Regions from separate parts of the Mus musculus genome. Here region 2 is linked to region 1. The links are chromatin loops, found by intact Hi-C in ENCODE. Cell type or tissue: left cerebral cortex. All regions are shown on one strand. Each heading gives the region's core, and the rest is flanking DNA. Links, peaks and the distances in the headings are about the cores only.

Region 1 (11,201 bases), core at 2,477-7,476:
AGGCCTACTACCAAGTTTACTCACGATGGTGCTACCATGACCAACCCCTGAATACACTGCATTTCCTTCTTCTGAAAAAGATGACTAATGTCTGACAAAAGCTAAATATAGGAAAATAAAACCAAGACCTTTTGAAGGATTGGAAAACTCCAGGATATTTTTTTGGTTTTTGTTTTGTTTTGTTTTGTTTTGGTTTTTCGAGACAGGGTTTCTCTGTATAGCCCTGGCTGTCCTGGACCTCACTTTGTAGACCAGGCTGGCCTCGAACTCAGAAATCCGCCTGCCTCTGCCTCCCGAGTGCTGGGATTAAAGGTGTGCACCACCACGCCCAGCTCCAGGATTTTGTTACCAACATTTTCATTCTAGTTTTTTTAAAAAAACAATATTAGAAGTTATAGAGGCTGGAAAGATGGCTCAGCGGTTAAGAGCACCAACTGCTCTCGCAGAGGTCCTGAGTTCAATTCCCAGCAACCACATGGTGGTTCACAACCATCTGTAATGGGGTCTGATGCTCTCTCTTGTGCTCTGAAGAGAGCAAAGGTGCAAAGGTGTACTCATATACATCGAATAAATAAATAAATCTTTTTAAAAAATTTTTTTTAATTTTAAAAGAAGTTATAGATAATGCTTTTATAATACAATCTCTAGAAGAAAAATCAGAAAACTAGTTCTAAGAAAATTGATTAGTCTAAATAAAAAGATACAGGTACAGATTAATGTTAAATTCCTTAAGTACACAAATATTGAATGTATGTTTTGTCTTGGTGGAGTCTGGGTTTTGGCTTTTTTGAGACAGCGTCTTACTATGTAGCTCTAGCTGTCCTGGAACTCACTATGTAGACCAGGCTAACCTCAAACTCAAAGATCTACCTGCTTCTTCTCTCTACCCAGACCCCCTGAGTTGCTGGGATTAAAGGCAGATGCCACTACACCTGACTAAGGCACATATGTGTTTTAAGTCCCTGTTTGAAGTACCTTTTTAATTATATGGCGTGAGTAACTCAGTCCCCACCACAGTATAACATTATTTCCTCTACCAAAAGGTTTCCAGAGACTCCCTGGCACTCTCTTCTGTTCTCTAAAAATTCCTAGGAAAGGAACAAACTAGTAGCTACGTGTATCCAGAATGCAATATCCACCAAAGAAAAGGAACTGCAAGATACAGGCTTAATTCATTTGACAACTTCTTACTTAGCACCTATTATGAGCCAGACACTGCCTTAAACACATGGGTTAAACAAAGAAAAAAAATCAGTTGTCATGGCATATACTTACAATCCCATACTGCGAGGAAGAATGGGGCGAGGTTGCAAATTCAGGCCATGGGGCCTGGAGTCAAAAGGGTAAATGAAATGCACAGTAGTAGAATGTGATCTAATGTAGCAGAGGCAGGCAGATTTCTGAGTTCGAGGCCAGCCTGGTCTACAAAGTGAGTTCCAGGACAGCCAGGGCTACACAGAGAAACCCTGTCTCAGAAAAAAAAAAAAAAAAAATACTCTTTTTAATTGAAAGTTTGTCTTGCTTCTTCGAATATAAAAGCAGTTAGAAGCCCCAAGGAGTCGGGTGTACTGTTCAAGAGGCAGTGGCAGAAACCCAGGTCAGACCTAGGCAGAAGCCCCAAGGAGTCGGGTGTACTGTTCAAGAGGCAGTGGCAGAAACCCAGGTCAGACCTATGCGGTCAGCACCTTTCTTTTTAGTACCAAAGTGTTTATTAATTTATTTTATAAACTTTAACTTTTTTTAAAACTTTTTCAAGCAAAAACATCAAATGCCAAAATTAACCACAGCCAAAGTCTATATAACTTAATGAACTTCTATAGTTAATATTGACATTTTGAAATGGAAGTTGTGAAGTTTCACATTAAATTTTACACTTTCGGTATCAAATACATTTTATGCACTTAACCACCATTAACCACCATCAAAGACAAAACAAGACCAAAAAAAAAAAAAAAAAACCAAAACCATGACAGACTTAGAACAAGAAAAGCAATTGGCCTTATAACCTCAATCATGTCTTAACCCTAAACTCACCTAACACCTGCACGCAGTCCTTCCTCATCCTTATATTTAGCTTTTCTTGTTCTCTTTTCTTCATGTTGGCTGTGCCTGCATATGCACTAGTTTACGTCTACACAGATACAACTGTTTGGACTCCACTTAGGAGAGAGAACACTCAGTTAATTCCTTCTGAGATTGAGGGACCTTGATTATTAGCATACATTCCAAGTCTGTCCATTTTCCTGCAAATGTTTTTACATCATTTTTCTTTAGAGGTGAATAGTACTCTTTTACAGAGAGACCTAATTTTCATTATGCACTTACCCACTAACAGACAACTAGGTTGATTCCAACTCTTTGCTATAGTGAATGAACATGGGATACAAATAATCTCCATGGTAGAGACCGGACCCTTTCTTTTAAAGGGGGTAGGAGGAAATCATTTCAAGGCTAAAGCTCACAACCCTTTTTATTTTTACTTTGGTCTGTCCGAGATCCACCTGCTCTGCCCTTGGGAGTGATCAAAGACACTATCATGACAAACAGCATTTTTTTTTTAACTGAAAAGGCTTAAAAGCAATTTAAGGCTGTCAGCACCAATTCATGCACTTGACAAACACTTGTAAATTATTACTTTTCTCTTCTAGACTTTAGTGATGGCTTAAGTTACTCAAACTCTGGTTCCTGGCACCTAAAGTTTCCCCCTAAGTTTCTATTTATAGGAACCATATCCTTCATAATCTTAAACCAATTTTCCCCAGCTGCTAACAAATACATCGTATCTTTTTCATCAGAACACCCCAGACTCTGTCCCTTAGAACTGGAGCAGCAATGATGGGGGATGCAGTCCATTTATACATGAGAGGTCACTGCGACTTCTGGACAGTTACTTCTGGTCTCTAGGGATACTCTGGATTTGCCTTCAGAGACCTTTAAAACCACATGCGTAAGAGGTTACTTTCAAACACCTGAACATTTGTACCTCCCCCGCCCCCACCTCCTGCCATTCCTTATTACACATGAGGTCAGATTCCTAAAGCAAACTCTCCTGGAACCACTGAGTTTACTAATTTTTATTTTTTACAAAGTATTGAAAAAATCTTTTTAATTAAAAATTTGGCCATTAAAAAAAAAGCATAGTAGGCATACAAACAAAAATACATATTCGAGGGCTAGAGGTGTCAAAAGTATATATGGCATGCTCAAGTTTCTGGCTGACCCCAGTGAGTCCCTCCCTGGAAAAACGATACATCCTCCAAAGAGTTCAAGTAAAATTCCAGCTAAAGACTGACTGACGGTCAATCTTACCATGCGTCCTCTAGAAGCTGAGCCTCAGAACAAGCCCTTTACTTGTTAGGTCTTTATCAAAATCTAACAAAAGATCAAAACCTACAAACTAGCAAGCCTGTACACTGCTCGGGGGGTGAGGGGTTTGTGTGGATTTTGCTTATTAGATTTGTTTAGGGGGAAACTATATCAGAGAAAGAGGCTGCTAATACTTAGGGAGGTCATAGAAATATACCAATAAAATAAAACAAACCAACGGCTTTCCATAATGCTGACAATGAATCAAGAAAGGATTATATACTGGGTATCCTTTGTGATATTAAAGTGTTTAATACACTTGAGGAATTTTCCCGATATATTTGAGTGTGTGTCTCAGTAATGTAGAACACCTTATTCTCTAATGCACCTGATAATTAAGACATGTATGTCTACTGAGGGCTACAAAATTCAGAGACGTTTCTAACTCAGGGTTGGCATGGGGAAAGAACCTACATAATTAAGCCTAGCTATTTCGTGTAAGGTCTCTAAAAGAAAGGTGGAATGGGAAAGAGGCTTATTTACCAAGCAACACATCAGATATGAAAGGCTACCGCGGCACATACAGAACACAGGTCAGCCGGAATGCCCCAGGGCAGCATGGACAGATTATCTCAGGTCTCATCACCAAATGCTTTTACCCACACCAGAGCCACTGCTGCCAGTGCTTGCGGGTGAGGGGAGAAAACAAGTGCAACCTAATTCAGGCAAAAAAAAAAAAAAAAAGTTAAATCACCCCTAAGTCACCTGCTACACAACTCAATGTCTAGTTCACCTTTGGGGAGCTCCTCTTTACCTGGGTGTGGAGCTGTCAATTTCTCAGAACACTCCAAAACTTTGAACTATTCTATTCGGCCCGCAGCTTCTGAAGCTATGCTAATCCACATAGCTGCTAAGGAATCCACTTCTAGCAGTGGCCCTGCTGTTAGAATCCGGGTTTCCGCCTCCTCCCAGAAGGACCCGAAGACACTAAACAGCGCACTTTTTGACCTAAACCGAGAGGCAGCCGGACAAAGAAGAGAACGCTGCTTCCCAAGCCCCGGTCTCGGATGGCCGAACTCTGCTCCCTTACGCCAAAAGCGGCCAGATCCGGGACACCCCAAATTCTATTGTTGGACACCAAGGCGGACACACCCCTGGGAGAGAGGGAGAACTTCGCAGGATTTCCCCTAACTCCCAGGACCGGGTGGTGGGAGGGGCGGCGCTCCGGGACAAGCGAGGGGAGAGCCGCTCCAGCATGGCGCACGCGTGGCCCAGCCCGAGCCCAGGGCGCCCGAGGCGAGGCGAGGCGCTCCCTCTGGTCACCCTCATCAGAGCCTTAATCCGCCAGCCCGCCCTGGGGCCTGCGAGCCCAGCTAAAAATAGGCTCCTCGGTCACCCCGCGGCCCTGGCGGATCGACCTCGCCCTCAGAGGAGATGGCCGGGGAGCTCCGGCCACTCGCGGACCTGGGATCGGACCTTGCAGCCACGGGGAGATCGCCGAGCCAGAACCCTGGAGCCCGAACCCGCAGGCGGATCCTCGGAGCGGGCCGGCGGCGGCGCGGCCTGGGCGGACGCTGCACACTGCGACCTCCGTGCGAGGCCTACCCCGCGAGCGCAGCCCCCCGCCCTGCGCCCCGCGCCCGCGCGCCCTGGAGTCCCCGGCCCTGCTCCTCACCCTGCGCAGCCGGGTACCAGGCCGGGACGATGCAGCGGCGCGAGCTCTACCTCCTGGTCAGCGCGCTCCCAGGCCCCGCCGCAGTAGCTCAGGTGCCGTCGCGCCGCCCCGCAGGAAACGGGCGGCTTCGGGGCGGGGCGGCTCCGCACGTCCGGGCGTCGCGGCCAGAGGGGCCCGGAGACCGGCCCCTTAAAGGGACAGGTCCGCGCAGCCGGCGGCCTCCAGATGCCCCGCGCTGGGCTGCAGAGACGTCACCCTCCGCCTGGAAGTCCCTGCGGAATCCCTTCATCCATTCAACCCTACTCTGCCTCCCCCAGTCGGCCTTGGTCTCACGTGACCCTCGCACAAAAGTACCACTTGGCCCCCGACACGGGTTGATTCCTTTTAACCGTACTCCAAGTTGCTAGACATACACACACACACACACACACACACACACACACACACACACACACACACACACACACACGGCTGGGATTTCTCCTCCGAAATCCGCAAAACGAGGAATTTATAGAGCCGACCTAAATAAGTTGTGTGCAAATATTGTAAGGCTGCAATGCTTGCTGGCTGCTGGCCATTCCTTAAGCAAGGTTAAATAACTAGAAACTGCAGCGCTAAGAGGGGTTGACCAGAATCTCTGCGTCTCTCTGCTCTTTGCTGCGAGGATGGAAGCTTTTTCTCCGGTGTTGCTTTTTAGTGTTTTATTATTATTATTATTATTATTATTATTATTATTATTATCTCAGACAACGCCAGTCACTGCCCTGAACATATCTACAACATACTCTAAACTCTCCTCAAAAGTTACCAAATGATTGGCACGCTTCTAGAGTGTGGGGTAGAGAAATAGAATCAGACTCACCATTACCATTACCCAGGAGCAATCCTTAATGATTGGAGCATCAGATAAGTCTCAACATTAACAACAGAGAATGTCCTCATCATAGGCTAGTTACAAGAATGCTGCGCATCTGTCTGCGTTCGAATGATTTCCGCCCAAGCTTTCAGAGCTCTTCAAAGCAGAAATGAAAGCTGAAGCGTTTGTAGCAACAGCCTGATGAGGTATTGAGAATTCCACCAGTGTCCAATCACCACTTCTCAAGGAGCTTGCTCTTTTCCTTTCTCATGAGTATTATTCAGCACTCACCAGCTCCAAGGCCAGCAAAACACTGTTTCTGAGCTGCTGTCTCTTGAACCTGTAAGTGCCAGAAGATTTGGCTTTGTTGGGAAGTGAGGCCATTAGTAGCTTAATACAAAGTGTAACTGTATCATTTCTGTAATGGAATGTAAAGGTTCTTGAATAGCTTACAAACAACTCTGTAATTGCGCCCCCTCCACCCACAAAAAAGTTTCCAGTTAGATTTTTTTTTCTGACATTAGGAAAAGGACACCATCATTTGCATACAAATGATACATAGGTTCCTTCGTAAGTTACATAGTAGCATGGTCTTTAGGGAAGCAATCCTCCAAACGTCTTACTTCTTATAGTCGATACAGAAGTATAAATGCGCCAGCCACTTCTATTCGGATGAACTTTGACTTCTCAAAGGGGAACAGCTGGATGCTTCCTTCCTATAAGCTTTCTAATTGCTCACATCAAAACAAAAAGATGTACTAGATATGTTACAGGTGGCAAGCCCTATTGGTATTTAAGACTAATCCTCTAAGTTTTGAAGTATAGTAAAATGTAACATAATTAACTATAGTTAACACACATAATTAACCTAAGTTATAATTAACTGTGACTGCTGCTCACTACTCACCGATGTCATGTCCATGTCGCTGAAACCCACAACTAACTTGCTAAAAGGAATTAGCACTCCCCATCTGAGTTATCTCTTAAAACAATCAGAAATTAAACCTTATTGAAAACTATAAGGTATAATGTAGCTACCGAAAGACTATTTCTCCCCTCCCCCCTGCGCCCCCCCCCCCCCCCCGGACAAAAAGCACAGTTTACTGCTTTTAGCTTGTACCAGTTTTCTTCTTAACGGATTTTGGGGAAGATTTGAAGGCATGCAATATATTGATAGATGAAGAGGCGCCTGCCCATTCCTGTTTTGACCATGTAGGCTTCCCAGAATTGGGGAGTTCTGTAGAGATCAGAGTAGCATCTGAGTAAGAGATTGTATCTCACTCAGCCAGCTCAGGGAAGGCAGAGATAAGCATTGAAGTAAAGCAGCTCACAGTACTGGAAGGGAGGCTGGAAGGATGCCTGCCTTCATCTGAATAAAGGAGGAAGAAGGTTCTCAGAAAGTTCAGCTGCAGATCTACAAGGAACCAGCTCTCAAACAGAGGAACTGTTGGATCCATAGGGGCTTGCGCTGTGCCCTTTGTTTGGGAATCTTTTTTTTTTTGGTTTTGGTTTTGGTTTTATGAGACCGGGTTTCTCTGTGTAGCCCTGGCTGTCCTGGAACTCACTCTGTAGACCAGGCTGGCCTCAAACTCAGAGATCCACCAGCCTCACGCCCGGACAGAATTAACATTATGCCAAGTTTTTGGACCCACTGTCTCTTGGAGCCACTGATCTTAAAGCTCTAAATTCCCTCTTAAATCCCACTCCTGGCCTTAGTGGCACAAGCCCTTAATCCCAGGGAGGCAGGGGCATGAGGATCTCTGAATTCGAGGCCAGCCTGCTCTACAGAGCAAGTTCCAGCAAGAAAATTCCACTGCATCACTGAGAGACCCTGAGACTAGATGGAGAGAGAAACGACTCAACTGGACCCCTAAACTTTCAAGAGGCTTCCCCTTCTAGGACGCCACTGTTGAATAGACACCCGCCACCATGTTTTGCTGGTTCAACAGTTTTAAAAGCTACTTTTTGGAACTCATATATATTGTTTGGAGAATGTCACAGTTTAAAAAAAAAAAAAAAAAAAGGAGCAGAGTCCAAGCTCTATTTCAAGTTGTTATTCTGTGAAGGCTACAAAATGATTTTTCCTGATGACAAGCCGGGTGACACAGAGCTCTGGCCGGCAGCCCTCTGGCGTCCTAAGGGGCCTCCATTCCATCAATCTCCTCTGCTGGCTCTCTTGTTCACATGTCTTGCTCTCCGCACTGGAGCTCTCTGCTCTCATTCTTGCCCTGTCACTCTAGCTCTCCCTGGCTCTCAGTTATGTGAGAAGTACCCACTGATGGGTTATATGTCCACCAGCGAAATGAGCCAATTCAAGCCAGACTAGATTATAGTAAAGGCGGGTTTATTGAGAAGTTGCTCTGCAGGAAGTTCACTGGCCCCGAGGATGGAGGCCAGGGGAGTCGCCATGGGGAGAGGGGGAGAGGGAGGGAGGGATTGAGGAAGAGAGAGAGAGAACAAAAGTTTAGGGTCTGGGTTTGCCACGTTGAGACTGGAAGATGCGGGGAGAACCTGGAGGCCAGGTCTGCTTTGATATATAAAATATGCACCTCAGCCCCTTCCTTTCCTTGGGTCTGAAACTGAACACCCACTAGGCAGTGTGTATCTACCCATTAGATACCATTCCTGCCAATTTGTTTCTATACCCACAGCAGGGTTCTGCTGCACTCCTTAGCAAAGTGACCAGTGACATTCCCGGCCACAAAGCATCTTAGAGTTCATTTGGTAGAGCCTGTCTGTCATGTGACACCACGGATGATTCTTGAAAAACCCCTCGTGCTTTGGCTTCAGTCACGTGACTTTTCTGAATTACAAGACAGCATGGTTTCTGAGATGGGAACCCACTTCCCAGCAGAAAGACTCATGCTGCAGCTAAGGCCCGAAGTATTTACCAGAAGTAGCTAACGTGATGGAGTGATGGGAAATGGCTGTTAAAGACCCATTTCCAGCGATGAGCAGGAGAGATGGTGGCTTGCAGCACTGGAATTTTGCTCTCGGGGGGCGGGGGGGATCATCTCCAGAGGGCTGCCAATTGCAGACAGAACGTGCAAGATCCCTGAGGGCATTTACCAGGAGACATCTGCTTACATCTGCAGAAACTTAAGGCCTCCATCTTGTCTTGTCTTCTTTGTTTCTAAAACCATCAAGCAATACAAGAGGGGTATGTCTTCTGAGTTGGGGGTCATAGATCTCTGTTAGCAACATCTATCCCCTGATCAGTTCTCTCATAACCAGGTTATGAGACAGTCACCCACCCATGTGTTGGTTGTGTCTTAGACTTTATTGGTTTTTTCATGGAATCATATCCTAGAGAATCCCTCAACCCTAGAAAAAATGGGACAGCCAATCATTCACCTTGTTTTCCCAAACATTAAAAATAGGCAATACATTTGCTTTAGAGTGGATCTTATTAGCTATGTCAGGTAGAATCCATCCCTATATTTCAAAGTACATCCTTGATGACACTCAAACCTCTTTTGTACCCTAGAAAGAAAATGTTTGAAGATAAAGTAAGGTTGTCCCTTCACTCTGTCTTTCTGTTCACAGCCATCGTCAGTGGCTTGAACGTGTTTAATGACAGCAGTGCTTCCTTGGCAGCAACTTGATGGGAAAGTGCTGAGGTTGCACACTTCCGCTCATCTCAACTCTTTACTTCCCCACCCCTGGGCATTGGTTTGGGGGTGGGGGGGTGTTTCTGTTTTTGGTTTGGTTTGGGTTTTTTGTTTGTTTGTTTGTTTTTGTTTTGTTTTGTTTTGTTTTGTTTTGTAGAGACAGGGTCTCTCTGAGTGTAGCCCTGACTGTCCTAGAACTCTCTTTGTAGACCTGGCTGGTCTGGAACATACATAAACCTACCTGCCTCTGTCTCCTAAGGGTTGAGATTAAAGATTTGCACCACCACCTGGCTTTTATCCTTCTTTTCTGCTCTCTCTAAGAGAGAGAGAGACATATATATCATCTTTTTCCTCTATATATATATCTATATATTATATATATAGATATATATATACACATCATCTTTCTCCCCTCTCTCCCCCACCTCCTGTGTGTGCACATGTATGTGTATGTGTGGCCAGAGAATGACATCAGGATGCCTTCTTCAATCATGTCTCCACCTTGTTTCTTGAGACAAGGTCTTTCACTGAACCTGGAGCTTTCCATTTTGGCTAGATTAGCTACCCAAGAAACCCAGAATCCACCACACTAGGGTCAGAGGTGTACATACCACACTCAAATTTATGTACATACTAGATCCAAGCTCAGTTCCTCGTGTTTGTGTTGTAAATACAAAGACTAGGGTGGTTAAGAGCACTGGCTCACAGTCATCTGTAACTCCAGTTCAGGGGAGGTTTTAACTTTGCTGGCACCAGGCATGTGTTTTGTGCACAGACATAAATGTAATAAAAATATCTATCCATGACATTACTAAATTATGGGAGTCTAGGGAGATGGAAAGGTGGCCCATCCAGTAAAGTCTATATCGGCAAAACTAGATAAAAATGCTGGGTGTTAGCTGTGCATGGTGGCATAATCCCAGAACTCTGTGAGTTCAGGATCAGCCTGGTCTTCATAGTGAGTTCTAGGACAGCCAAGACTTAGATAGACATCTTAAAAAAACAAAATAAGTTTCTGGGCTAATATCTGCTCATCAGTGAGTGCATATCATGTGTGTTCTTTTGTGATTGGGTTACCTCACTCAGGATGATGTCCTCCAGATCCATCCATTTGCCTAAGAATTTCATAAATTGATGTTTTTAATTGCTGAGTAGTATTCCATTGTGTAAATATACCACATTTTCTGTATCCATTCCTCTGTTGAGGGACATCTGGGTTCTTTCCAGCTTCTGGCTATTATAAATAAGGGGGCTATGACACAGTGGAGCATGTGTCCTTATTACAAGTTGGAACATCTTCTGGGTATATGCCCAGGAGAGGTATTGCTGGATCTTCTGGTAGTACTATGTCCAATTTTCTGAGGAATCACCAGACTGATTTCCAGAGTGGTTGTACAAGCTTGCAATCTCACCAACAATGGAAGAGTGTTCCTCTTTCTCCACATCCTTGCACACATGATATGCACTCATTGATAAGCAGATATTAGCCCAGAAACTTAGAACACCCAAGATACAATTTGCAAAATACGTGAAACTCAAGAAGAACAAAGACCAAAGTGTGGATACTTTGATCCATCTTAGAAGGGGAAACAAAATACACATGGAAGGTGTTACAGAGACAAAGTTCAGAGCTGAGACGGAAGGAAGGACCATCCAGAGACTGCCCCACCCAGAGATCCATCCCATATACAACCACCAAACCCAGACACTATTGCATATGCCAGAAAGATTTTGCTGACAGGACCCTGATATA
Region 2 (5,000 bases), core at 1-5,000, 81 kb after region 1:
TCTTCCAGACAGCTTTCTCTTGCTATTGTAAAAACTCTCTGGATAGCTCATGTTTTGCAGACCAAATACCCAGTTTTTCATTAACATATCAATTCAGTCTTTACTGCAGGTTCCCTTTGATTGTTCCACATCCCAACCCTGTCTCAGAGTGAGATAGCAAACACATTTTTAAAAAATTATTTATTTATCTATCTATTTATTTATTTTTGTTTTGTTTGTTTTTTTTTTTTTGGTTTTTTTTTTTTTTTGGGTTTTTTTTTTCGAGACAGGGTTTCTCTTTATAGCCCTGGCTGTCCTGGAACTCACTCTGTAGACCAGGCTGGCCTCGAACTCAGAAATTCGCCTGCCTCTGCCTCCCGAGTGCTGGGATTAAAGGCGTGCACCACCACGCCCGGCCTTTGTTTTGTTTTTCAAGACAGGGTTTCTCTGTGTAGCCCTGGCTGTCCTGGAGCTCACTTTGCAGACCAGGCTGGCCTCGAACTCAGAGATCCGCCTGCCTCTGCCTCCTGAGTGCCGGGATCAAAGGCATGCGCCATCACGCCCAGCTTGTGTTATTCTTTAATAAAAGCTGTACAGCTCATCCATGATCCTGAGTTCTGGTTGGTCCTCCTTTTGGATCTTCTCCCTCATTAGGCCTGGAGCTAAATCAGGTAACCACTGTCATATTTCCTTCTGGATTCCTTTCTAGCTCTGTATCTCTGAAGGATGGGTCTTATGACTCCAGATATTCCAAGTTATTCACACACTAAAAGGTTATTGTTTTTGTTTGGGTTTTGCCTTGTTTTAAAAACATGGTCTAGCCAATTTTAAACTTTCAAAAACTGTTCAAGTTTAGGGGAAACTATTTGGAAAATGATACAGGGAGTTTGATTTTTTTGTTTTTTTGTTTTTTGTTGTTGTTGTTTGTTTTTCAAGACAGGGTTTCTCTGTGTAGCCCTGGCTTGATTTTTTTTATTTTTCTTTTTTTGATTACTCTTCTAATCCCAATTGTATTTAAACAGACCCTGGAGAAGGGGCAAAGTTAGCCAGGTTGTAGTCACCAACTTTTGATTATAGGCAACTGGCTCCTATAACCCAGGCTCTAGGCCCTACATGGCTACTGACCCTGTCCTTTCTAAGGCAGACTTCAGTCTCAAGGTGGAGTGTGAGGAAAACATCAGTTGGTACCCAGCAGGCAGCTCTGAGTGCTGGCAGTGTGACTTGGGAGAAAGAGTTCAGACCTTATCAGTGGACACCCTGATGAAGCCATTCTTGAGAATCATTGGTCCAACTGGACCTCCGGCTTTACTTCTGTTCCCTTCTATGGTTTAGAGGCATATCAAAAAAAATTTTTTTTCTGATATAAACCTCCTCTTTCTGAAGAATCTTTTTTTTTTGAAAAAAAAAAAAAAAACCACCCAAATCTTTATTGTATAGAATATATATAAAATCCTCCAAGATGCTACTCTCTCATTTCCCCATCTTCCTCTTCTTCTTCAATGCCTCTGATGTAGAGGACATTATTACACCTTTTTAGAACTTCACCTAGATGTTCAGACAGCTCCCCATCTATGTACTCTTCTGTATTTGCAAGCTGCATGTTCATGTAGCCATCCATGGAGACCAGGTACTCCATGCCCCACTTAAGTTTCACCATCACTGGCTTTCCTGTCAGTCCATTGAGAGAAGTCTTGGGATTGAGGGGTAAACTCATCGCGACCACTGGCGAGCGCTGCACCCCACTAGCTGTCGACCCCGCCGCTGCCCGCCCCTCGTGACGGTGACCGGAGCGGCTGCTGCTACACGCAAGCGACCCGCGCTAAGAGAAAATCCTTTCTGAAGAATCTTAGGAGGAAATCCTAACTATCGAGTTCAAATTCTCTTAGAACATGACCCAGAGGAGAGGGAAGGACAGAAGCCAATAGAACTCAGTTTTCTGGCTGTGCTTACAGCTAGATTTCTGTGATTACACGCTTGAAATCTGTTAGCTCACGAGGCTGCCACAGGAGGACTGGAACTCGAGGGAAATGGAGGCTACGTAGAAGCACTATCCATTAAAAGCTGATTTCAAAAACATTTATCGCCGGGCGTGCGCCCAGCACTTGGGAGGCAGAGGCAGGCAGATTTCTGAGTTCGAGGTCAGCCTGGTCTACAGAGTGAGTTCCAGGACAGCCAGGGCTATCCTGTCTCAAAAAAAAAAAAAAAAAAGAAAAGAAAAGAAAAAAACCCCACATTTATCTTTGATTTACATCTTCAGTTTGTTTGTTTGTTTGTTTGTTTGTTTTTACTGATGTCGGGAGTGTTAGCCTGCTATGGGAGGTTTTTGCTCAACCCTCTCTGGTTATGGAGGTATAGCAAGTATATCCCCAACCAAGACAAAGTCGGGCAGAGGCGTTAAAAGATTTTCTTCAAATTCCACAGCTTTTAAGAAGGAAGGTGAGTCAAACTTCAGTTAGTTTGAGATCCAACTCTCTCCCAACCTTGCTCCTTGCAGTTTTAGCCCAAAACCTAAAAGTAACCTTAATGAATGAAATGAAATCCCTTGTTCTGTTCCCGCACCTTCACTGAGAATGCTTGGGCACTTATTACTGTATTTTGCATAACGTAGAGGCTTCGTTTGGCGCCACTCCAAGGGTTGAACTGCGCAGCCGCCAAGGAGTGTGGGAAGTAGGACAAGAAGATCCCTGGTTCCTAGATTCTCCGCCTCTGAGCTCCAGCCCCAACCTCTGGACCGCCCCCTTTCCCGCCCCGGCCTTCAGGCCCCGCCTCCGAGCCCAGGATGCACCTGGATAAAAACAAAATCCCACGTGACTGGCCCTGAGCTCAGATCATCATGGCGTCTCCCAGTGGGAAGGGATCTTGGACGCCCGAGGCTCCTGGTTTTGGGCCGCGGGCGCTAGCACGGGACCTGGTGGACTCGGTGGACGACGCCGAGGGCCTTTACGTGGCTGTTGAGCGGTGTCCTCTGTGCAACACCACTCGCCGGCGGTTGACTTGCGCCAAGTGCGTCCAGAGCGGTGATTTCGTCTATTTCGACGGCCGCGACCGGGAGAGGTACGGCGGCCGCCACGGCCCTATTGTTTCTGCTTCTCTGATTCCTCTGGCCCAGCCACCAGAGGCTGGAGGCTGGACACCCTAGGCCGGGCCCAGGAGCCCTGCGAGTGTGGAAAAGAGAATGGAGCTGCTTTGCGCTGGCGCTTTGTTGCCAGTGGCAGGGTGGGGGTGGGTGCTAGGTGAACGTAGGTTGCTGTTCCCCACCACCCACCAGAGTTTCTCTAGGGTCCTCTTGGGTACTTGGGGAAAGGAAATACAGTCCTTCTGGAGAAGTCTGTGTAGAGGAGTCTTAGTTCTCCCATTCAGAAGCGTAGTTTTACCTTTTCCCGTCTTCAGACATAAATACATTTTACAGAAGGAATCCGCAGAGAACTAAATTGGTTAGGAGGGCTTGAACCTTGGTTGTCTGTGTCACAGGTGGATACAGCTCTTTGTGAACGAGGACCAGGACTAGGTTACTTCCTTCTGTAATCCCAAAGTTGATTTTGTCACTGGGGATACTGGACTGTGTTTTTGAGTTGCAAGTCCTTAGTTAAAAGAACTGCGTTTAAGGAAATATTTTGTCTTTCTTTTGAATTAAGATATTAGAAAACTGAATGCTTAGCTGAAGAATCTTTTACTCCTAACGTTTGTTTCAACAATAACGAAATAGGTAACTTTTTAGTATGTTTGTTTGAGACAGTGTCTCACTATGTAGCTCTCTCTGGGTGGCCTGGAACTCACTATATAAATAAGACTTGCCTGGAACTCGGAGAGATCCTTCTGCCTCTGCTTCCTGAGCGCTGGGAAAAGTGTGTGTGCTATTATGTCCAGATAAAACAATTTTTTAGTCCTAAATTTGAAGCATTTATTTTTTTACAACAACCCATGCAAGTTATTGCCAGCCGATTACTTGAGGAGACTTGTACGTAGTAAATGCCTTGTTCCAAGGCCCCAAACAGTTAAAACCCAGACATCCTGGATCCATATACGGGTGCATTTAACTGCAAGGCTATGTAACATGTAAATTTTGGGGGTGTTTTAATCCCCATTATTCCTGTGAATGGGGCTCATTTCTTTTTCTTCTGAAAATACTGGTGTAACAGCATCTTTTTAAGTTCATTGCTGTTTTATGGATCCACATGATGATTTTAGTACGTTATAGCTCTAAAAGTTAAACCAGTTTTGTTTTAAGAAAAACAAGTAGGAGATAGGAATGTCTCATTGTTGAGTCTTATGAAATATTTAGCTTCTACATTTTCCTATTTTTAAGATTTATTTATTTTATGTATATGAGTACACTGTTGCTGTCTTCAGACACACCAGAAGAGGGTGCCAGATCTCATTATGGATGGTTGTGAGCCACCATGTGGTTGCTGGGAATTGAACTCAGGACCTTCGGTATAGCAGTCAGTGCTCTTAACTGCTGAGCCATCTCTCCAGCCCACATTTTCCTATTTTTACTCTTGTAATTTCAATACCATCTAGATGCTGAAGACTGCCACTTTTTTTTGGGGGGGGGGTGTTTGAGACAGGGTTTCTCTGTATAGCCCTGGCTATCCTGGAACTCACTTTGTAGACCAGGCTGGCCTCGAACTCAGAAATCTGCCTGCCTCTGTCTTCTGAGTGCTGGGATTAAAGGCGTGCGCCACCACGCTGGGCTTGAAGACTGCCACTCTTGAATATCCAACCCAGACGAGCATGCTATCCAGTACTGTGTTTGACTTTAACTCCTTTTGTCTCCTGTTTGTGATAGTAATCACTATTTTTAAAAATTCTTTTAAAAAGGATTTATTTAATGTATGTGAGTACACTGTCACTCTCTTCAGACACAGAAGGGCATCAGATCCCATTACAGATGTTGTGAGCCACCATATGGTTGCTGGGAATTGAACTCAGGACCTGTGGAAGAGCAGTCAGTGCTCTTAATGGCTGAGCCATCTCTCAAGCCACGTAGTAATCACTATTTTAACATGGCAATCTGAACT

The links. Hi-C counts contacts between places; a loop is a spot of excess contacts. Peaks named below come from ENCODE experiments on the same cell type or tissue, not always from the same donor. Only the 100,000 strongest peaks of a DNase experiment are listed, where the experiment ranks them.
Region 2: a loop joins it to region 1, with 9 times the contacts of the local background. A loop is called at or near these places in 5 of 42 quality-filtered maps.

Annotation. Positions count from the first base shown.
Region 1 is chr14:47,643,220-47,654,420 of GRCm38, reverse strand. Ktn1 (kinectin 1) reads right to left here and starts at 5,110. Exons shown (of 39, transcript NM_001347527.1): 1 at 4,982-5,110. In left cerebral cortex, for the core only: a CTCF peak has its summit at 4,452; DNase peaks (open chromatin) are centred at 4,474, 5,231 and 6,001; H3K4me3 peaks cover 2,430 bases; H3K27ac peaks cover 1,035 bases.
Region 2 is chr14:47,566,219-47,571,218 of GRCm38, reverse strand. Atg14 (autophagy related 14) reads left to right here and starts at 2,785. Exons shown (of 10, transcript NM_172599.4): 1 at 2,785-3,033. The coding sequence starts at 2,813. It also overlaps the pseudogene Gm6616. In left cerebral cortex, for the core only: a CTCF peak has its summit at 4,350 (motif pointing right); a DNase peak (open chromatin) is centred at 2,693; H3K4me3 peaks cover 1,537 bases; H3K27ac peaks cover 989 bases.